Linked DNA regions of Homo sapiens: region 1 is linked to region 2. A link is an interaction called in ENCODE POLR2A ChIA-PET data of the cell type or tissue named here. Cell type or tissue: OCI-LY7. All regions are shown on one strand. Each heading gives the region's core, and the rest is flanking DNA. Links, peaks and the distances in the headings are about the cores only.

Region 1 (11,687 bases), core at 1,304-9,303, 200 kb before region 2:
CTCATGCCACTACACCAGCTAATTTTTTTTTTTTTTTTTTTTTTTTTTGAGACGGAGTCTCGCTCTGTCGCCCAGGCTGGAGTACAGTGGCACGATCTCGGCTCACTGCCAGCTCCGCCTCCCAGATTCACGCCATTCTCTTGCCTCAGCCTCCCAAGTAGCTGGGACTATAGGCGCCCGCCACCACGCTCAGCTAATTTTTGTATTTTTAGTAGAGACGGGGTTTCACCGTGTTAGTCAGGATGGTCTCGATCTCCTGACCTCATGATCCTCCTGCCTCGTCCTCCCAAAGTGCTGGATTTATAGGCATGAGCCACCATGCCCGGCCCACACCGGCTAATTTTTATATTTATTTTGATTATTTTATTTTGAATTTTTATTATTTATTTTGTCTCCCAAACTACTATAAACACTACTTTTGTTTTAATTCTATTTTTTGTAGAGACAAGGTCTTGCCATGTTTCCTGGGCTGGTCTTGAACTCCTGGGCTCAAGCGGTCCTCCCACCTCGGCCTCCCAAAGTGCTGGAATTACAGGTGTGAGCTACCGCACCTGGGCAAATGTTGGCTTTTGAGGAACTAAAGTGACCCTGTGTTTTTTAGACACTAGAATCAGGTTTGTGCATCCACCCCAGTGTCTGTCCTCTTTTTTCTTTTTTTTTTTTTTTTTTTGAGACAGTCTCACTCTGTCGCCCAGGTTGGAGTGCAGTTGTGTGATCTCAGCTCACTGCACCCTCCGTCTCGTGGGTTCAAGTGATCCTCCTGCCTCAGCCTCCCAAGTAGCTGGGATTACAGGCGCATGCCACCAAGCCTGGCTAGTTTTTGTATTTTTAGTAGCGATGTTTCACCATGTTGGCCAGGCTGGTCTTGAACTCCTGACCTCAAGTGATCCACCTGCCTTGGCCCACCAGAGTGCTGGCATTACAGGCGTGAGCCTCTGTGCCCAGCCTGTACTCTTCTTAGATCCTTAGGAATTCCCCACATGCCCAAGTATCCCTTGACTCCTTACTCTTGCCTTTCATCATTAACTTCATTCCTCTTTCTCTTTTTTGTATTCATTTTTTTTTTGAGACAGAATTTTTCGCTCTTTGTTGCCCAGGCTGGAGTGCAATGGCGAGATCTCGGCTCACTGCAACCTCCACCTCCCGGGTTCAAGTGATTCTCCTGTCTCAGCCTCCCGAGTAGCTGGAATTACAGGCATGTGCCAACACGCCTGGCTAATTTTGTATTTTTAGTAGAGGTGGGGTTTCTCCATATTGGTCAGGCTGGTCTCGAACTCCCGACCTCAGATGATCCACCTGTCCTGGCCTCCCAAAGTGCTGGGATTACAAGCGTGAGCCACGGTGTCTGGCCTGTATTGTTTTTTAAAAAGCTAAGTCCGGGCCGGGCAAAGTGGCTCACACCTGTAATCCCAGCATTTTGGGAGGCCAAGGCAGGTGGATCACTTGGTCAGGAGTTCAAGACCAGTCTGACCAACATGGTGAAACCCCGTCTCTACTAAAAATACAAAAAGTTAGCCGGGCGTGGTAGCATTCACCTGTAATCCCAGTTACTTGGGAGGCTGAGGAATGAGAATTGCTTGAACCCAGGAGGTGGAGGTTGTGGTCAGCCAAGATCATGTCATTGCACTACAGCCTGGGCAACAGAGTGAGACTCCATCTCTTAAAAAAGAAAAAAAAAAAAAAGTTAAAAAAAGAGAGCTAAGTCCAAGTTACAGGAAGATCAGAATGAAAGTTAATATTTTAAAAAAGATGACTTTAATAGCATATTTTGTTGTCTTGTTTTCTCCAGTCCACACAGTTTTTATGTTCTATTTTTAATTTTTCATAAGCTGCCTGAGCTTTTTAAAAAAAATCATTGGTGTATAAATTAGGAATAAGTATAATTTAACATTTATCAGGTGCCTGTTGTGTGCCAGTGACATACTAGGTTTGTGCTACACTATGCATAGTAGGAAATAATGAAGTATATATGACATATTGCCTGTCTTCAAGAAGATTATGGTATTTTAGTTTCAGAGACAGGATTTTTTTCTCATGAAACAGAAGATAGTACAAGTATCAAAATATATGCTTTTGGGTAATCTAGAAAAATTTAGTGTGTAGCAAACTGATTAGGAAAAGATTCACAGACCAGATGGGACTTGGTAAATGGGTATGTAATAGGTAGGGCATTCCATTTGGAGTGCATAGCTTGGTCACAAGTGAGAAGGCAGGAATGCCTCTGTTCTGGGGGCAGGGACAGACTGGTTTAGCTAGAGGGGTATTTATTGCATAGTGGTGGGAGGTAAGTTTGATTAAACTGGTAAGGTGGTCTTGGATGCTGGTAAATTTAATTTGAACAGCGGCTTTTCATTCATTCATTTGTTCAACAGATTATTTCAAGTGTCTACTGTGTGCTAGGCAGGTTACAACACTGGAGATAAAAGAGCAAAGGAGACATAGGGTCTTTGTCTTTAAGAAGCTTAGAGAGGGTAGTAGGGAAGGCAAATGGAAGAGCCTGTTCAAAGGCCTCCGGGAGTAAATGGAAAAAAAAAATCAGGATTTCTGGACCCACTTAAATTTGCTTGCTGAGCTATGAACCAAATCCTGATTTTTAAATTTTAAATAAATCAAAGATCACCCTCAATTTGTTTTGAGGAAATTTCCCTTCTCTTTCCTCCTTTTTGATAGGGGCACTTCATAGTTTAGGGTGTACGTAACTTTTTAAAGGAGGTACTGTAATTTGAATTTTATAAATCTTTTTTTTTTTTTTTTTTTTTGAGACAGCATCTCACTCTGTTGCCCAGGCTGGAGTGCAGTGGCACGATCTCAGCTCACTGCGACTTCTGCCTCCTCGAGTAGCTGGGATTACAGGCGCACACCACCACACCCAGCTAATTTTTGTGTTAGTAGAGACAGGGTTTCACCATGTTGGCCAGGCTGGCCTTGAACTACTGACCTCAAGTGATCTGCCTGCCTTAGCCTCCCCAAATGCTGGGATTACAGGCATGAGCCACCGTGCCCGGCCTGAATTTTATAAAGCTTTTAATGTGCACTTCATGGCAGGCTGGTACCAAGCTGAATTGTGATTCACCAACTGACCAAAACAGTGCCATGATTATTGGTCTTCAACATCAAAATTGTTTCTGATCTATGGCCCAAAATGCCTTCTGACCCAATCCCAGCAAACTTTGCTCATAGCAGAATTGTACATAAAAATAGTATCTTTCGGCCGGGCATGGTGGCTTATGCCTATAATCCTAGCACTTTGGGAGGCTGAGGCAGGTCAATCACTTGAGGTCAGGAGTTTGAGACCAGCCTAGCCAACGTGGTGAAACCCCATCTCTAGTTAAAATACAAAAATTAGCCAGGTGTGATGGCACACGCCTGTAGTCCCAGTTACTCAGGAAGCTGAGGCAGGAGAGTTGCTTGAACCTGGGAGGCGGAGGTTGCGGTGAGCCAAGATTGTGCTACTGCACTCCAGTCTGGGTGACAGAGGAAGACTGTCTCAAAAGTGAAAAGTAGGCTGGGCACAGTGGCTAACACCTGTAATCCTAGCACTTTTGGAGGCCAAGGCAGGTGAATCACCTGAGGTTAGGAGTTTGAGACCAGCCTGGCCAACATGGTGAAACCCCGTCTCTACTACAAATACAAAAATTAACTGGGCATGGTGACACACACCTGTAATCCCAGCTACTCAGGAGGCTGAGGCAGGAGAATTGCTTGAACCTGGGAGGCGGAGATTGCAGTGAGCCAAGATTGCGCCATTGCACTTCTGCCTGGGCAACAAGAGTGAAACTCTGTCTCAAAAAAAAAAAAAGTAATATCTTTTTTTTTTTTTTTTTTTTTTTTTCACATTTCTCACCTGCACACACAAAAAGTAATATATTAATCAGGTATGTAAATGTTCTGCTTTGGGTCTGACTTAAACTAAGCTGAAGCAGTAATTTAATAAAAGGAGTATCCTAAAGAACAAACAAACCAGCAAAATTAGGTCAGATGAAAATCTTTTTATTCTCAAAATTGTTTTTCAGTTCGGTAAATATTTTGAGTGTGTATGCATACGGTATTTAGTTTGCAAACATATATGTTTTTTTCTTTAAGCTAAAAAAAAAAACCCACAAAAAAGTAGTATGTTCCAGACTAACCCAGCATATTATTTCTTAAAACTATTTGAATTGTAATATTTTTTTAATTGTTGATATCCGCATTGTTTAAGATAACTAGGTCATAATAACCTATTTTGCTGAAATTTGTGGTTTGTAAAAACTAAAGTTTCCTTATTACTTGGTTTTTCTGGAACAAATTGGTATCCTGATTTGTAAGTTTGATATTTGGTCAAATGATTAAAATTGTTTAAAAAGGACTATGTATTGTTTCTATGCTTTTAGGTTAAATTCATAGGGGAAAAGTGCCCTTACTACCTAAGAATCTGCTAGCTGTGTGTGAATTTGGCCTAGTTTCAGTTTTAACTGGGTTAGTTTGACCAGCAGCAGATGTACACCTTGAGACCTTCTTCCTTGATGTTGGTGGAGAGTGATCCTTAGAGATAGACGGAGGTTAACTAGAAAATTGTAAGGCACTTTTGCAAATACATTGCAGAACAGCTTTGCCAATAGCAGGAGATAAGAATGAATGCCAACAGGGTTATCTTCTTCCTTTGAGATGCTGCCTTGGAAGTGATGTTCTCTTTGCAGACATTTGAAGAGACTTCACATTCTGCTATCAGGGATGTTCCAAAAGCTAGTTTGATCTTCTCTTCCTGTTTTTTTTTTTTTCAACTGGAATGTTTACATACCCTTCAGGGCAGTGTTAAACAGCAAAAGCAAATTGGCTTTTTACTTTCAAATCAATATTTGTATAATTATATAGCCAAATGGAATTGTAGGTCTAGACATCTGTAATATTAATCTACATCTACTGGAGCATATTACAGCAGTTACATTTGAATTTGCTGTTTAACATCTCTCTGGTGCAGCAATGCGTGACTGTAAAGGAAACTGTTTTTGTTTTATAGCTGTAACTGTCCTGGTGCATGACAGCTGCCCCAAAGGTATCCCCCTTTGATTGCCTTCTGTTCAGGAGCTTTCAGTGTTAGTGTTACATCTGGAGCCAGGTGACTAATGAGTTACATATTCCATAGCAGATGCCACTGGCTAAGCCAAAAGTAAGTGGCCTATTGAATAGGAATTGCTACCCACAAAGTTCTCATCAGAGTGACAAACATATCCAGGATCTGCTCCTAGTTATTTTCAGCTGGATTTGCCCATAGTTCAGCTGGTTCCTTAATTATGAATTTCAAATAAAGCTAACCGTAGGACTCATTTATTAGAGCAGTTATACTCTGTTTGGTGCTTGAATTATTAAAGATTCCCCCTTTCCTCAGAATTTATCCAGTTGGCGAAGGACTTTGAGGATTTCCGTAAAAAGTGGCAGAGGACTGACCATGAGCTGGGGAAATACAAGGATCTTTTGATGAAAGCAGAGACTGAGCGAAGTGCTCTGGATGTTAAGCTGAAGCATGCACGTAATCAGGTGGATGTAGAGATCAAACGGAGACAGAGAGCTGAGGCTGACTGCGAAAAGCTGGTGTGTATTGTTTTCCGTGCTAGAACAGTGATGATGCAGGAGGGGGAAGGCATTGTCTGACAGTTTCCACTTGCCAAATATACCTAGTTTCTTCTTCCACATTAAAGAACTGAAAGTGACCTGTTCTTTAACAGCTTGCCCATGATTAGAGCTGAAATTGCAGACTAGGAATCTTGTTCTTCATAATTTGAAATTTAAATGTTTTTGTCACTTAGACTTGAAACTTACTTAACAGACAGATTTCAAATGAGAACTTAAAGAATTAGAGGAAAAGGGAGGGAGGGAGATCCTAACGTACTTGATCTGTCACAAGTTATTGGCCATCCTTCATTGTTTATTTTAAGTGCTACCCGGAATATCCATCCTTACATGAGTAGCTGGTACTTTGTCATACATACAGGCAAGACAACTGTGACTCTTCTTTTCATCACCCCTCTCTAATTCAGGGTAAAAGGCTAGATGTATTCAACCAGTTGAGCAATGTGACTGACACAGAACACTATCATTTTGATGTGCCAGGATGGGTCATAATGCAAAGGAAAGCCTTTACTGGGAGGGACTAATCCATCTTGGTATACAGTGTTAGATGCCTCAGTAAACTCAAATTGTCTGGTTCCAGTGCATTATAGCTTTGTATCCATTTTAATGCATTTTGCTCCACTACTTTGAGAGGTGGGTGGCTGCTTTGATCCGTAGAAGCCAATATTTGTCCTGATAAAATGACACTAAAGTGTTTTTGCTATGTGAAATCTATTTTGGGACTCTCATTTTGCATTATTCTCCTCTTGGATTAGCAGGTTAATCCAAAAGTCTTGTAGCAGAAACTTCGCTGTTCTAGATGTAGTTCATTTTACCAGTCAGAAATCAGAGACACAATCTGGGTTTGATGTGAATTAATATGCTATTGGTGTAGCAGCCTTCCTGAAGGTCCATTTGCATAATGCTGCATTTTAATGTCTTCTGGTCTGCCTGTCCCATAAACTTGAGGTGAAGCTTTCTCCCCTGGCTAGTTATGATGTTTTACTTTGCTTTGGTCTGTAGGAACGACAGATTCAGCTGATTCGAGAGATGCTCATGTGTGACACATCTGGCAGCATTCAACTAAGCGAGGAGCAAAAATCAGCTCTGGCTTTTCTCAACAGAGGCCAACCATCCAGCAGCAATGCTGGGAACAAAAGGTGGAGGAACTGCATCTGTTGTTATCCTATCACAAGCAACACAGGCTGTCAGATATTCTTGTTATCTGAATTCTTAAATATACTTCTTCTAGAATGTGTGCTGAAAAAAGCAGAAAAAGATTTTGTGGGGAGAGTAGGTGGGGAATAAAGGCACAGGGATGTCCCTGTATATTTTATTTTATTTTATTTTTAAATCTTTCCTAAGGATGTTGTTTCACCATGGATACAATTTTGATGTTGGTGCTAAATTGCACATCAATAACTAATCCTGTGCATTGCTAAGAAACCCAAAGGTGAAAGTGGCAGTTCAGCAATACTTTCAGTGTTTACTCTCCAGAGAGCTCTTACAGCTCTTCTGGTTTAGAAAGGCCTCTGTGAGCCAAGACCAGACAATAATTTTGGTTCCACTGCACCACTGTTTAAAATAGTCTCAACCAGGCTTTGAATTTAACATCCCCAGTACAATATGTAGGGAAAGGTCAGCTATTTATTTTGTTGCCTGGTTGTTTTATGGGGAATCTTTATAACTAAGAAGATGTACAGGCTTAATTTCTTAAAAAGTCAGTGTTGGGTAATACTCTTGTTTGTAGAAACCAGCACAGTTGGGATCAAATTAAACTTCATTCCCTTGATTTTGTGAATTTGGAGTAGCCTGTAATACAAACTCGGTAGAGAATAGCACCCATAACCCTGACTAACTTTCAACTGCCCTTATAAGGTCTTTGCTGAAAAAGCAACTGTGTTGCACCTGTACTCATGCACACACACTCCTCCGTGGAAACCATACAAAGTAGCCTACCACAGGGTTTGAGATTGTAATTGTCTCTATAGTGAAGATTTTGCTATGAAATTAACTGATGTTACCTGACCAGTAGGACTTGTTCTGAATGTTGGTGAATTTTACATTCCACAGTCTACCATGTCTAACGTTGTATTGTTTCACTGATCTAGACTATCAACCATTGATGAATCTGGTTCCATTTTATCAGATATCAGCTTTGACAAGACTGATGAATCACTGGTAATAAACATTTGATCTCTGAGAATTACCTACTTTTCTTACCTCTGCTTCCCCAGGAATATCTCTCCTGTCTTCTCTTCTGAACATCCTATATTACTATTTTATTAGTTGATGTGTTATAGATTCTGAGCTAGCAATTTAAAATATAAATCCACATGAGCTATAAGAGGCTGGCTTATATATTAGTTTCTGAAGTGAGAATATATAATTCAGAATTTGGCATAAGTTGAGTTCATTTAATAGATCTCTGTGTGCCACATGTACTAACTGATTATATTTTGACTTATTAAAGCCCCAGCTAATAATAAAAATATTAGCAAGACTGTATGTCGTCAGGGTTTATTTGCTGCTCTTAAATAGACTTGTGCCTTATTTCTGAATTAGTTTGGTTCTTGGGGAAAGCATAGTCATACTTCACAATTAGAAGGAAACCAAGGTCCTGGGATTTCAGCCAGAAAAGTGTGATTAGAGTTTCTAGGCACTATATAATGCTTTCATCAACAATGGTTAACATGTTAAACTATTTGTTGCCCTGCTTTTATGGGGCGGCACACTTCTTTTAACTTACAGTGATGCTTCTGCATAAAAGGTCATCTCCTGATACAGTCTTTGATATAGTTCATTGATTTGTGCATCTTTTCTGTTACTAGCTGAAAACTAGCAAACAAAACAAATCAGGAAGTTTTTGGTGACTGGTTTTCTGGTATAGCAAAACAGGTGACAACTATTTGTTACATGGCTAGGAGTTTTCTGTTCAGATTCAGTGTTTGACCAGGGAAAATACGGCCATTTTATAGATAAAAATATTAGGCATCACCTTTCTCAAATAGGGAATGATATAGTGGAGGTCTGGAATATATAATAAAACTAGATCATATTATCAGTTGATTTTTGAGCTAGACCTATGATACGATATTTCTTGTAACTGAAGCTGAATCAAACAACCAGTAACTAAATTACTGGACCATGACTTGGGGAAGTTAAATTTATTTAGCTAAGCTATTATTTGCTGTATACCACTGTTTCTAGATACTGTTTTCAGGGATGATCAGGAGTAAGGAAATCACAGGTAACTACTAAAATGAATGCAAATAGTTAAAATAGGTGAATTGAAATGAGACCACAATAAAAGACAAATAGTTCTTCAGTGGTGGACACGTTTTAGGGCCTAAGTTCCTAAACTGTAGAACTTTTTTTTTTTTTTTTTTTTTGAGACAGAGTCTCACTCTGTCACCCAGGCTAGAATGCAGTGGCGCAATCTCAGCTCACTGCAAGCTCCGCCTCCCGGGTTTATGCCATTCTCCTGCCTCAGCCTCCAGAGTAGCTGGGACTGCAGGCGCCCGCCACCACGCCTGGCTAATTTTTTTGTATTTTTTTAGTAGAGACGGGGTTTCACCGTGTTAGCCAGGATGGTCTCGATATCCTGACCTCATGATCCGCCCACCTTGGCCTCTCAAAGTGCTGGGATTACAGGCATGAGCCATCGCCTGGCAACTGTGGAACTTGTGAAGTGGCAATATTATGCAGAGCATTTGATTAGACAGTGGCAATCCCTTGGGGGCAAGAATCACATCTAATACAATCAGTATAGTGCCTAACATTCTGTAAGTTCTAAAACTAATTACAAAAATAATCAGAAATAAAGGATCAGCCACTGGAAATATGGCAGAATTTGATTCTTTAACCTCTTCTTGCCTCTGTGGTATTGATTCCTGATTTTATTATAATAGCTTCAATTTTTCAAAGAAAGCACATTAACTTACTATAGCTCTATAGCTACAACACTTGAGACCTTCCCTTCTCTAACCCTCCCCGAATTGTACGTTAGGTAGCCTGACTGAAGAAGCCTTTAAAGTTCTCTGTAAATTTATTTGCACAGGGTTTAGGGATGGCCTAACCAAAAAAAGAAATTAATACAGTGTAATTGTCAACAGGATTGGGACTCTTCTTTGGTGAAGACTTTCAAACTGAAGAAGAGAGAAAAGAGGGTATGTATGATTTGTTTAGTCTTTTTTTAAAACAAAGTAATAATGGAGTTATTTTTGGAAATTTTGCCATGATACTGCATTCCTGTCATGTTGCTCTAGCCATTGTTAAGCACATACTACAGATGAATTCATGCTGTGGGGACAGTATTGATATTCTTTTTTTTTTTTTTTTTTCTTTTTTTTGAGACGGAGTTTTGCTCATTTCCCAGGCTGGAGTGCAATGGCGCGATCTCGGCTGAACGCAACGTCCGCCTCCCGGGTTCAAGCAATTCTCCTGCGTCGGCCTCCCAAGCAGCTGGGATACAGGTGCCTGCCACCATGCCTGGCTAATTTTTGTATTTTTAGTAGAAACGGGGTTTCACCATGTTGGCCAGGCTGGTCTTGAACTCCTGACCTCAGGTGATCCACCTGCCTCGGCCTCCCAAAGTGCTGGGATTACAGGCGTGAGCCACTGCTCCCAACCAGTACTGGTACTCTTTGAAGTAGTAACTTAGGACAGAATCCTGTCCATTTCACTGTTTAGGCTGCATTTCAATTCATTCATACAGTGGAAAAGGATAAACTTAAGTTTGTTTTGAATTGTCATATGAATTTTTACACAGAACTTTTGTGCTCTAATATAAGCTTCATATAATGGGATATATAGAGATCTATCTGTGTATGCTTGTTTAGGGTACTTAATGTGTTTCCAAGACTTCATGTCCTTAGTTAGGATTACAGCTGTACTTTTTCTGGTGGTGTCATCTAAATTTCTCCATAGCTTGCTCATTTTTTCTAGGGCACTGAGAGCATTTTTGTACAACATATTCTTTTGAAACAGCTTATTCTTCATGTGGAAATAGGCAAAGAGAGAGAGAGAGAGAACACATTGTTTGTTATTTACTGTAGCCCTAATCCCCAGGACCTGTATCCAAGTTGTTTGATGGAATAATTTTATCTTCTGTGCTTCAGATCTGCTTGGCATTAAAGTTACGGGTCTTTGTCTCCTTTCTAGCGCTCTACTAGCCGACAGTTTGTTGATGGTCCCCCTGGACCTGTAAAGAAAACTCGTTCCATTGGCTCTGCAGTAGACCAGGTAAGAATAGTCAGGCCAAGGTAACAGAGATTACTGGCCCCAAGCATTAAAACTTCTCTGAGTCAGCATTGCAGCATTGTTTTGAGAGACATGATGTTTAGTTAAAGTTTTTGTTTGTTTTTTGAGACAGAGTTTTGTTCTTGTAGCCCAGGCTGGAGTGCAATGGCACCATCTTGGCTCACTGTAACCTCCACCTTCCAGGTTCAAGTGATTCTCTTGTCTCAGCCTCCCACGTAGCTGGGATTACAGGCGCATGCCACCACGTCTGGCTAATTTTTGTATTTTTAGTAGAGACAGGGTTTCATCATATTGGTCAGGCTGGTCTCGAACTCCTGACCAGGTGATCTACCTGCCTCAGCCTCCCAAAGTGCTGGGATTACAGGCGTGAGCCTCCGTGCCTGGCCTTTGGTTAAAGTTTTTCTATGCAGTAGGATCCTTATCCCTATGAATGGAATTACTCTGATGTAGTAAACAACTGTCAGAGTGAGTCTTAGTTGCTTGAATATATACCCCCATGACCTATGTTTATCTTCTTAGGTACGAGATTTCTTTATTTTTACTTTTTAAAGTAGAGGGGGAGTCTCTCCTTGCTGCCCAGGATGACTCGAACTGCGGGGCTCAAGTGATCTTCCCACCTTGGCCTCCCAAAATGCTGGGATTGCAGGCATGAGCCACTGCACCCAGCCAAACATCAGATTTCAACATAAGAATGTTTCAGGTCAGGCGTGGTGGCTCACGCCTGTAATCCCTGCACTTTGGGAGGCCTAGGCAGGTGGATGATCACCTGAGGTCAGGAGTTCGAGACCAGCCTGGTCAACATGGCGAAATCCCGTCTCTACTAAAAATACAAAAATCAG
Region 2 (11,687 bases), core at 1,152-9,151:
ACTGGCCGGGTGTGGTGACTTAAGCCTGTAATCCCAGCACTTTGGGAGGCCCAGGTGGGTGGAGCTCTTGAGGTCAGGAGTTCGAAACCAGCCTGGCCAACGTGGTGAAACCCCATCTCTACTAAAAATATAAAAATTAACCAGGTGTAGCAGCACACACCTGTGGTCCCAGCTACTCAGGAGGCTGAGGCATGAGAATCGCTTGAGCCGAGATCACGCCATTGCACTCCAGCCTGGGCAACAGGGCAAGACTTGTCTTAAAAAGAAAAGGAAGCATGTTGAAAGAAGGACCCAACCTGAAAGATTCTCAATGGCCAATGGCCATAGCTGGAATTTGAGCAATGAAATGTGATAATATTATTGGATTATAACCCAAAGATTAAAATAAATATCCAGTTCATCCATACCAATATAAATACATGATTAAATGGGATGAAGGGACAATTATTCCTTATAGAAAACTTGCAATTAATAAATATAGAAGGAAGATAAGAAATTGAAAATTATGTTTTAGAGCACCATAGTAATTGCTACAAGCAAGATCCACTGATTTTGGTAAAAAAATTGCTGGGTGAAAATTTAAGGAGAAACAGGATATTTACATAGTCCAAAGTATTGCCCCCAAAAATATTTAATTACAAAAGGAAAAATAGTGACTTTATAATGGAGAAACCAATTAATAGATACTGCCTAACCAAGTGATGAGGTTAAAACATCACCAGGAACAAGAAACCTTGATATCATGTGTGTCCTCAGATATAATGCCCTGGGGAAGGCATATCACCTCCGTGGTATTCTTCTCAAAGCATATAACCTCAGTCTAATTAGTGAGAACATCAAACAACCCAAATTGGAGGACATTCTCCAAAATGTTGACCAGTCCCTTCAGAAGTGTTACAATGATGAAAGGTAAGGAAAGGTCGAGGGATTGTCATGAATTGTAGACACTAAGGAGACTGGGTGACCAAGTACCCTGTGGAATCCTGGATTGGATCTTGGAACAGAATATTGATAGAAAAACGGATAAGATCCATATAAAGGCTATAGTTTCATTTTCTAAAAATTGTTCTGCTAAAGAAAGATGTGGAACCATGAGAACGTGCTACTATGTCTTTTTTTTAAGTATGTATTTATACATAAAGTAACACATAGGCACACAGAAGAAGAGGTGGAAGAGGGGTGGGAGGAGCAGGGGAATGTAATAGGCAAGGGAAAAGTCATCCAGGAAGAAGTGGATACCCTCAAGAAAGTGAAAAGACAGCCCACAGAATGGAAGAAAATATTTTCTTTTTCTTTTTTTTTTTTTTTTGAGACGGTGTCTCACACTGTCGCCCAGGCTGGAGTGCAATGGCACTATCTCGGCTCACTGCAGCCTCCACCTCCCGGGTTCACACGGTTCTCCTGCCTCAGCCTCCCGAATAGCTGGGATTACAGGCGCACACCACCACACCCAGCTAATTTTTTGTATTTTTAGTAGAGACGGGCTTTCACTATGTTGGCCAGGCTGGTCTCGAACTTCTGACCTCGTGATCCGCCCACTTCGGCCTCCCAAAGCGCTGGGGTTACAGGCTTGAGCCACCACACCCGGCTGGAAGAAAATATTTTCAAATCATATATATATATATATATATAAATATAAAATAAAGGACTTGTATCTAGAATATGTAAAGAATTCTGAAAACTAGGCTGGGCAAAGTTGCTCATCCCTGTAATCCCAGTGCTTTGGGAGGCCAAGGCAGGAGGATTACTAGGAGGAGTTCAAGATCAGCCTGGGCAGTATGGCAAGACCCTGTCTTTACAAAAAATTTTAAAATTAGCCAGCTGTGGTAGTCCTAGTTACCTGGGAGGCTGAAGTGGGAGGACCACTTGAGCCTAGGAGTCTGAAGTTACAGTAAACTATGACTGTGGCAGTGCACTCCGGCCTAAGTGATAGAGCCAGATCTTGTCTCTTAAAAAAAAAATGTAGGCCAGGCGCAGTGTCTCATGCCTGTAATCCCAGCACTTTGGAAGGCCGAGGCGGGCAGATCACTTGAGGCCAGGAGTTGGAGACCAGCCTGGCCAACATGGTGAAACCCCATCTCTACTAAAAATACAAAAATTAGTCAGGTGTGGTGGCACATGCCTGTAATCCCAGGTACTCGGACGGCTGAGACAGGAGAACTGCTTGAACCCAGGAGGTGGAGGCGGCAGTGAGCTGAAATCGCGCCACTGCACTTCAGCCTGAGCGACAGAGTGAGACTCCATCTCAAAAAAAGTAAAAAATAAAAATAAAGAATTCTCACAATTAGATAATAAAAAGACACAATCCCCAATTTAAAAATCAGCAAAAATTTGAAAAACATTTCTCCAAGGAAGAGATGCAAATGGCCAATAAGCACATGCAAAGATGTTTAACATCATTAGTCATCAGGGAGGTACAAACTCAAACCACAATAAAATCTCACTTCACACTTACTGGGTGGCTGGAATCAGCAGATCAAATAATAAGTGGTGACGGTATGGAGAAATTGGAACCCTCATACACTGCTGGTGGTATTATAAAATGGTACACCTGCTCTGGACAACAATCTGACAGTTCCTCAAATGATTAAACCTGCAATTATTATATAACCCAGCAATTCTACTCCTAAGTATATACCCAAGAGAAAGGAAAACATACATCTATACAAAAACTTGTGTAGTGATCCACATTTGCAGGGTCCAACCAACTGTGGGCCAAAAATATTTGGGGGAAAAATCAATTAAAAAATAACAATAAAATAAAAATAATACAATAATACAGTAACAACTGTTTACATAGCATTTACACTGTATTAGATATTATAAGAAGCCTGGAGATGATTTATAAAGTACACCAGAGGAAGTGTTTAGGTTTTATGCAAATACTGTACCATTTTTTATATAAGGGACTTGAGCGTCCTCAGATTTTGGTTTTTGCAAGGGACCTAGATCCAATCCCCTGGGGATGCCAAGGGATAACTACATAAATGATCATAGCAATATTCATAATAGCTAAAAAGTGAAAACAAGCCAAATGTTCATCAGTAGAATGGATGGATAAACTGTGGCTGGCCCATACAGTGGAGCACTGTTCACCCATACAAAGGAATGGAGGCTGGGTGTGGTGGCTCATGCCTGTAATCCCAGCACTTTGGGAGGCCAAGGAAGATCACCTGAGGTCAGGAGTTCGAGATCAGCCTGGACAACATGGTGAAACCCCGTCTCTACTAAAAATACAAAAATTAGCCAGGCGTGGTGGCGGGCGCCTGTAGTCCCATCTACTCAGGAGGCTGAGGCAGGAGAATTGCTTGAACCTGAGCGGCGGAGGTTACAATGAGCCAAGATCACGCCACTGCACTCCAGCCTGGGCAACATGAGTGAAACTCTGTCTAAAAAAAAAAAAAAGATGAAAACCAAGCAAAAAGAATGGACTACTGATACGTGCAACAACATGGATGAACCTTGAAAACATCATGCAAAGTGAAAGAAGCCAGTCGTAAAAGGCACCAATGATATGATTGAATTCACATGAAATGTCCAGAATAGGGAACTCAATAGAGACAGAAAATAGATGAGTGGTTGCCTGTGACTGGGTGGGGAGGGGGCAGTGTTAAGGAAAGGAACAATAAAAGCTAATAAAAGTGTTCTAAAATTAACCATGTTGATGATTGCACGTATCTCTGAGTATACTAAGAACCACTGAATTGTACACTTTCAGTGGGTGAATTGTGTGAGACATGGACTGTCTCAAAGCTTAAAAAAAAGTCCAGGAGGAAGTGGTCACAGAGGTCTTATACCTGCGATGGCAATGAGGACTGAAAAATATTGTTTGGATTTAGCATCGTGGTGGTTACCACTGAAGTCGGACCAGGTTAAGGGAACAATGAGAAGATGGTTTTGGGATTTTCTTTTTTGTTTTTTGAGAAGTTTGGCTTTGAAGTATCTAGAGTATTTTTTGAAATTTGGCAGTATCTGGGAAAATGTCAAGCAAAGATTGTTGTTTTTGTTTGTTTAAGAGAATAAAAAGGGTCCCTCTTTGTCGCCCAGGCTGGAGTGCAGCAGTAGCCGGGTCATAGCTCGCTGCAGACTCGGAGTCCCTCAAGTGATCCTCCCACCTCAGCCTCCCAAGTAGCTGGGACTACAGGTGTGAGCCACTGTGCCCAACGAGAAGATTGTTTTTAAGATTTAAAGATTTTAAGTTTTAAAGGGTAGATGAGAAAGCTGTCTTCAGGAGGTAGATACTGAAGACGTAAATGGGGAAAGTCTGGGACAAGCAGGACTGGCTTTGCCCGGGAGCAGGCAACTCATCTGCTGTAATAGTGGATGAGGAGGTGGGGAGGGTTCCGAGGGGGATGGGAGGGTGGCGGCAGGAGGTGTGAGGGGGTTCCCCTCTGCTGGCTTTAATCCTCTGGGGAAACAGGAGGGTGGTAAGCCAGAAGTTATAGGAGAGTGGAGAGGGTGTGTGCTACTCATGGCACAGAATGAGAGAGCAGCTCTCTTACTTGAGCTGGGCAGGATTGCCAGGCTGGACTGACAGTGGGGCTGAGCTGGCCTTCTGTGGTGGGGAAGAGAGTGAGAGAGCGCGTAAGCACAAGCCTGGGGACAGGAGTCCCTTTGCAACACCCACTCCTTGTGGAAAGAAGCATTGTCCTAGAATACGCAAGTTGAGGAATCCCAGGGAACTTCTTGAGCTCGCATGTGGCTATCTAAAATTAAATGTAAAATTCAGTTCCTCAGTTGGACTAGCCACATTTCAAGTGTTCGGCAGCCAGGTGTAGCTAATAGATAGCTTCCATGTTGGATAGTACAGACTAAGCATGTTCATTATTACAGAAAGTTCTACTGGACAGCACTGTTCTAGAAAAATGACTCCAACTTTTTGGTCTGAGGACCCTTCTATACGCTTAAAACTTGAGGACCCCGAAGAGCTTTTGTTTATAAATGTTATACTTACAGTTATTTAATTAATTTGTTTAAAAATAGCAATAAACCCATCACATGTTAACATATTTTATTTAAAAATTTAATTGTATATGTTCCAAAAACACAAATAATAATAAGTCATTGTTCTCTATTTTTGCAAATTTCTTCTGTCTGACTTAATAGAAGGAAGCTGGCTTCTCCTGTCTGCTTCGGTATTCAATCTTTTGCGGTATCACACAGCATAGTATCTGGAAAATGCCACTGTACACTCAGGAGAGAATGAGAGTAATAAAGGCAGATAGTGTCTTAGTAGTAGTATTAGGAAAACAGCTTTGACCTTACAGACCCCTGGAGAGGGCCACAGGGTGCCTAGGCCCCACTGTGGGAACCACTGTGGCAGAACAACAACCACTTGGCGTGAAGAAACTCATCTCGGGGAGACGGAATGATTTGCCTAGTCACACAGCACATAAGTTAATTGCAGAGTTCGAACTGGACTCCATGCCTAGACTCTTCTGCCTTCCGGTCTAAGGCTGTTTCCAGTACCCTCGGCTGGGCTAGGACGGCCTGGGCTGGACTTTTGGGAGTGGGGCCTGGGCCACTTGGCTGCAGAGCCCCTGGTGTGTGGTCCTATAAATAAACCCATTGTGTCGGCACCCCTTCCCTCTCCCCACCCCCTTCCCTCCCCCCACCCCCGGCAGCTGCTAGTTTTGTTACTGGGTTATGCTGTGGACAGGGAGCAGGAGGGCTCTGAGGGAGGGGAGATGAGGGATGTTGAAATCTGGAGGCCTTTGGGGCTTATAACACGACTGCCCTTCCTTCTTCCCTTCCTGGAAGGGCCGAGGACCTATCCTGCAGCTGGTTTGGAAGAACTCACACCATGGTGGTTGAGGTGCTTGGAGTGCCTGTGAAACGGAAGTTGGGGGGATGTAGGGGGCCCCTTCCAAGACAGATGCCTCTCAGAAGGGCTATTGTGTCTCCAGTACCAGTTGTCAGGAGGAGGGAAGGAAATTCTTGTCTGCCCTCTTACCCTGAATGGGGAGGAGACCAGTTGGAATTCTCAGGGCTGAAAGATGCTTTGGGTCAGGGATTAAGTGGCCCCTTTCAGGCTAGAAGTGCCCTGGGAGCCAGGCCTCAGTCCTCCTATCCCTCCCCACACTCCTCAGCAGCCCAGGGCTGATCTTGGCTGGAAAGGGTGTTTGCTGTGGGGACAGAAGTTGCTGTTTACAAGTGGATTCTTGGGTGTGACTGGTAAAAGGGCTGGGAGGGTAAGAGGGATTCCAGAAAGCAGCTGGGGAGGGTGCGGAGGGAAGCGGTTGGTGTTACGGGTGATTCTGTGATTAAGTGAGCTCTCCATCTCTGCCTTCCTACAGCTGCCCACCCTCCCCCACTCCTGGTCCCTGGCTTCTCTCCCTAGAGGACTCTGGGGGGAACAGCTGGTGAATGAGGGGCTCACCAGGGGCCAGGAGGCCTTGGCTAAGGGCCGGGGTGAGGGAATGAGGACAGGCTTGCTGCCGCCTGCCTCTCCAGCCCCTTCCTCCCATGCCTGGTCTCTGTTCAGGGAGGGGTCTTGCCTGTGCCCTGCTGGAGAGGAGGTAGGAGCCACAGACCCCTTCTGGTCTGGCTAACTGAAAGGCCAGGACAGTAAGATCTCTTTGGAGGCCCTGAAAGCCCCTGTCCCCTCCTGGCTTTAAGGGGGAAGGGAGAGCTGGGGCCCTCCGTGACTGACTTGGCTGAAGAGATGGTGGTCGCCCAGGTTACCCAGAGACCCCTGAGCAAGTTTCCTCCTTCCTCGGCCCTGGCTGCCTGAAAACTGGCCCCCTCCCCACACCCTCTGAAGGACGAGCCAGAGAGGACTCCGCTCTTCTCCCCCCTCCTTCTCTCCCTCCCCCTGCACTGAGGTCACCTCCCTCAGAATCAGGCCTTTGTGGATGGCAATTCCGGCGGGAGAAGCCTCCAGTTCAAGTTAGAGTTCCCAGACCCTGCCTGGCCGGCACTGTGTGTCCAGACCCAGCGTCCCAGACGTGTTGGGGCCACCAGAGGAATGTCTGAAACCAGAGCCATTCCAAAAACCCGAAGCCTGGGGTTTTCCCTGCCCCAGGTCGGGCTGAGCTCATGGCTGTGAGCAGGAGCTGTGGGTCCTGAGGGAGGAGGCGGTGCTCAGCCCCTGGGGAGGCAGCAGGGACCACCACTGCGAAGCCTGCCTGGGCAGGCATCCCCCATGAGAGGCAGGCAGAAAGCCCAGACTCCAGAGGGCCACATTCCTGACTTGGCTTCGATTTGGAGCTGGTGGTGGTGGTCTCTCTCTGGATCTTGACCTTCCCTAGAGAAGGGTAAGGACGCAGGAAGTTTTCTTTAGAAATCTTGAACTCAGACTCTGGGCCGACTCTCATGGCCCGTGCTCCTCCCCACCACCAAGCTTTCCTGCAGGTCTCTTCCCCGTGACAGCTTCCTGCCCTCCACTGTGACGGCCCTGCAGATGCAGAGGAGGCCCCCTCATCCTGGGCTGACCCCAGACCCCCTCGCTGTGAGGCCAGAAAGTATTTCTCCTGAAGAGGGGCTGAGTCCTAGCCCCACTCCAGCTGGGGCACTCTGAGAAGAAGAACTGTGACCACTGGCTGGCTCATAAATCGGAGGGTCTCCCCCATTCTCAGTGGAACTCGGGCCTCCTGGCCTGGGATTCACAGGGGCTCAGCTGTGGATCGGGGCCATGCCTGGCTTTGTGTGGAGTGTGTGGGGTCTCCATGCTCCTCAACACAGAAAACCACTGCGTGCACACATAGAGAGTCCGCAGCCAGTCCTCACAGCCTGGCCTTGCTCTTAACCTGGATGCTTTTTTATTATTTTGGGAAAAGATACTCTACATTGTTTCGTTGTTGCTTTCTTGTGAAGAACACAAATCTTAGGGTTTCCCGGTCCTTAGCGTTATCCTTTTCCAGACCCCGAATGCTGCCTTCTTCATCCCATTCCTTTCCCTCACCCTCCCAACTTTTTTCTCTTCCTCCACAGCATACCTCAGCCACACCCTAGCCCCTCTGATGGTGAGGGGATTGAGGGACACGCTGGGGACCGATGGGCAGGTTGCTGCAGGCAGTGGGAGGACAGTGGCCCAGAGACCAGAGTTGTGGGTGAGGGTGGCACTGGTCAGATGCTGGAGGTGACCTGAGACATTCTGGGTTTCACCCCATTTGAGTGTGGGAAGGAAGATAATTCTTAAATATTTTTCATTTTTTTTCCAGGCCTGTATATTTCTAAGTCTATCAAACGTGATAATGTTATGAGCAAACCAAGTTAAATATGATACATTTTTATGATGTTAAAATAAAAAACTTCAGATTATTATACAGTATTAACAATAAGCATTAGAGGCCAGGCACAGTGACTCGTGCCTCTCATCCCAGCCACTTGGGAGGCTAAGGCAGGAGATCACTTGAGCCCAGGAGGCCAAGGATGCAGTGAGCTATGAACGTGCCACTGAACTCCAGCCTGGGCAGTGAGGTGAGACCCTGTCTCTTTAAAAAATAAAAAAATCAGTATTAAACAGGTCTTCCTTTTCCTCCAAGTGTTTTCAGAAGTCCCCTTCCCACTGTTGTGTACACACACACACACACACACACACACACGAAGAAGCATTCTCTCTTTTCACTGTAATCCCAGCCCCCAAACATCCAGCTGCTTCTCTTTCTGGGGTATAGAAGAGAAGAGGGAAGGCAAGGCTGGCCCTGGGGCTGGAGGGCCGGCTGGGAGGAGTTGGAGAGGAGGCCTCTGAGGGCAGGGTGGGCAGAGCAGCATTCTGAGATCTTCAGGTGCCCCTATAGCGGAGACCCCTGGGTAAGGGCCCTGGGACTCGGAGTCGGCCTCTGTGTGAACGGACAAGGTAGCAGCAGGCTCCACAACAACCCCATAGCTTTGTACTGTGCCTCTGTCAGCAGGTGATGATATGAAAAGTCTCCATTTATGGAATTCACGCCAGACACTCTACATATATTATCTCATTTTGTCCTCCAACAACCCTTTGGGCTAAGTGTTCTTATCCCTGTTTTACAAGTGAGAACAAGAGAAAAGAGATTCTTTAGTGTCAGATTTCTAGCCCAAGTTTCTAGCCTCCAGGGAGCCTTAGGGCTGTACGGAGCTTAAATGTCTGTTTTACTGTGGAGCTTACAGTGAAGCTTGGGTGTGTGCAGAGGAGTGGGAAAATCTAGGCCTGTCTGGTGTGCTTTGTGAAGTAGTCATGTGACTTGGGCAATATCCTCTGCCCCAGAGCCTGCCTCCTCCCGCAGGCGGGTGCTCCCCTTCCAGGGTTGTTAGGAGAACTGGATGGGATGGTGTGGAAGAAAGCGCCTGTGCTATTCATCACACTGGGTAAACACAGTGTGTGCAAGTGTAACTTTCTGTTCCTCGGTTTCCTCATCTGAAACACAGGCACTGATAATAGCATTTAACATTGTTGTGGTTAACTGTTGAGCACGAGGCAAGACAATGTATGTTGTAGAACCGGGTTGTAAAGTACCAGGTGTGACTTTTCAGTCTCCTCTGTTGTCTGATGATTCCTGGCTGAGAGATGGGGACCTTTGCACTGGCTCTTTCTGCTGTCCCAAATGCTTTCCCATTCCAGGATTTCATCTGGACTTCATTCAGGTCTCTGCTTAATTGTCATCTCTCAGTGCCTTATCACAACCCAACGCTGTACATTGTCGGCCTCGTCCAATAGAGTGGAAGCATCATAGCGGCTGGGCTGTCTCTGGCTGTTCGTCCCGTGTCCCAGTGCCTGGCACATAGCAGGAGCCCAGTAAGTGCGTGGCTGACGTCTTTTTTTTTTTCTCCACAGGCAAGGTGACCGTTCTGGATGCTAGAGTGAGTGTGCCCACCTGCGTAAGGGGGCAGAGACAGGTGAGGGGCTTTGGGGCCTGTGCATGCTGGGGGTGGGAGAGGCACCCCTGGGCTCCACTGTGGAGGATAAGGAAGCAAGCACTCAGATGGCTCGATGGTGAGCTGCTGAGGACACCTCTCTCCTATAGTCCAAAAGCTCCAAGCCTTTTTATTTTTGTTTTGAAACGGTCTTGCTTTGTTGCCCAGGCTTGAGCACAGTGGCGATCATAGCTCACTGCAGCCTCGAACTCTAGGGCTCAAGGGATCCTCCCACTTCTTTTTTTTTCTTTTGGTAGATGCGGTCTCAGTATGTTGCCCAGGCTGGGCTTGAACTCCTAGCCGTAAGCCATCCTCCCACCTTGGCCTCCCAAAGTGCTGAGGTCACAAGGCATAAGCCACCACGCCCAACCCCATTTTTCTTTTGTGGGGGCTTCAATGGCACAAGGGGTAGTCAGTGATGGACCAAGCTTCCACCCTTTTATAATAGGAAGGGTTGCCCATCTACTGGAAACCTCCACAATATTTGTATGAAAGAAAAACAGCATTTTTCTCTAGCAGAGAAATTGGAACTCAATTGGAAGATGAAGACTAGTCAGTTCAAGCTAGCAACAATGGCAATGGTTTGGTGGGGTGGGAGGATCCCATGGTGTGATGCAGGTCTGAGCCCTGGCCGTGCTGGATGTGGTCATGAGCTTCGTCTAGTCATCAGTCTGTCTCCTACATGCCAGGGATCCCACCAGGAGGCATGTGAGTTTGGATGGGGAGGCAAATGCAGTGTTCCTGCCCTCACGGAGTTGACTGTCTGGTGGGGGAGGCTGGTGTACAATCTTGCAGGAGCATCGCCTGGGAGCCCTGAAGGATGAATAGGGAGGAGCTGGCCAAGTCGAAAGGAGCGGGTGGTGTCAAGAGACCCCAGCAGAAGGACCATCGTGCACAAAGAGCCTGATCTGACGGGGCCTAGCTCCTGCCAGGGCAGTGGGTGCCTAGTGAGGCTGGAGCTAGAAAGCAGAGCCCCGGAGGGGTGCAGGGCACTTCCCACTTTGTCCAGGAGGAGCCTGAGGCCCAGGGATCGGGACCTTGCCCTGGGATAACCCAGCAAGTGAGCACTGGAGCCAGAGCTAGAGCTAAGGGCGCCAGGCCCCAGGCTCAACTGTATTCTCCCCATGTGCTGAGTCGTGTTCTCAGGGTGCTCTTCCCTACGTGGTCACATTTGACTCTCACAATGACCCTGTAAGGGAGGAAGAATTCTTCTGCCCATTTCTCAGAACTAGGAAACTGAGGATCATCTGGTTGACCGAGTGAATGAATGAGCTCGGTTTTCATATGTTCACCCAGTTCATACTAAGCAGAGCCAGGCAGAGGCTTTTGGCCGCAAAGCCAGGGTTTTATCCATTGTCTCCACTATCTAAAGCATGTGCCTGCTCCAGGCAGGGGATCACCGATGCCCAGGACAAAATCCTAGTTGTCTTACTTGTTAAATTAGTTTAAATTATTATTACTGTTATGAGTAATAACGGTCTTGTGTTTTAAGTGTTTTTTTTTAACTTCTTCAAATCACTTTCACAGACCTAATCTTTGTTTGCAAACACTGAATGAGATTAGGGGATATTGGTGTTATTTTACAAATAGAGGGACTGAGACCCAGGGAGGCTGAATGACGTGCCAGCTTGAGGCCAGTCCCAGTAGAGAAATCAGGTTTCTTGTGTGAGTATGGGGCTTTCTAAAACAATGGTCTCTGTTCTTAAGATGAGGAGAGTATCTGTGTTGTCTGCCCCGTGACCGTGACCAGGAGATACCCAGCCTGGCCCTGAGTTATTACAGTGTCATGCATATAGGTCACACTGACCTAAGCTCCAAGGAGACTAAAGGGTTTCATCTTTGTCCTCCTCCTTCTC

What was found. ChIA-PET counts read pairs that join two places held together with the same protein. Peaks named below come from ENCODE experiments on the same cell type or tissue, not always from the same donor. Only the 100,000 strongest peaks of a DNase experiment are listed, where the experiment ranks them.
Region 1: POLR2A ChIA-PET joins it to region 2 with 20 read pairs; 6 of 35 experiments call an interaction of 5 or more read pairs at or near these places.

Annotation. Positions count from the first base shown.
Region 1 is chr12:50,000,315-50,012,001 of GRCh38, reverse strand. It overlaps RACGAP1 (Rac GTPase activating protein 1), which reads left to right. Exons shown (of 17, transcript NM_001319999.2): 3 at 5,366-5,568; 4 at 6,610-6,746; 5 at 7,698-7,767; 6 at 9,702-9,755; 7 at 10,750-10,830. Among named protein-coding and RNA genes, the nearest start is that of RACGAP1, 19 kb to the left of the region's middle. In OCI-LY7, for the core only: no CTCF peak of the experiment used is centred there; DNase peaks (open chromatin) are centred at 4,571, 5,021 and 5,571; H3K4me3 peaks cover 2,018 bases; H3K27ac peaks cover 3,284 bases.
Region 2 is chr12:49,804,106-49,815,792 of GRCh38, reverse strand. It overlaps NCKAP5L (NCK associated protein 5 like), which reads left to right. Exons shown (of 13, transcript NM_001037806.4): 2 at 9,752-9,813. Among named protein-coding and RNA genes, the nearest start is that of NCKAP5L, 18 kb to the left of the region's middle. In OCI-LY7, for the core only: no CTCF peak of the experiment used is centred there; no DNase peak of the experiment used is centred there.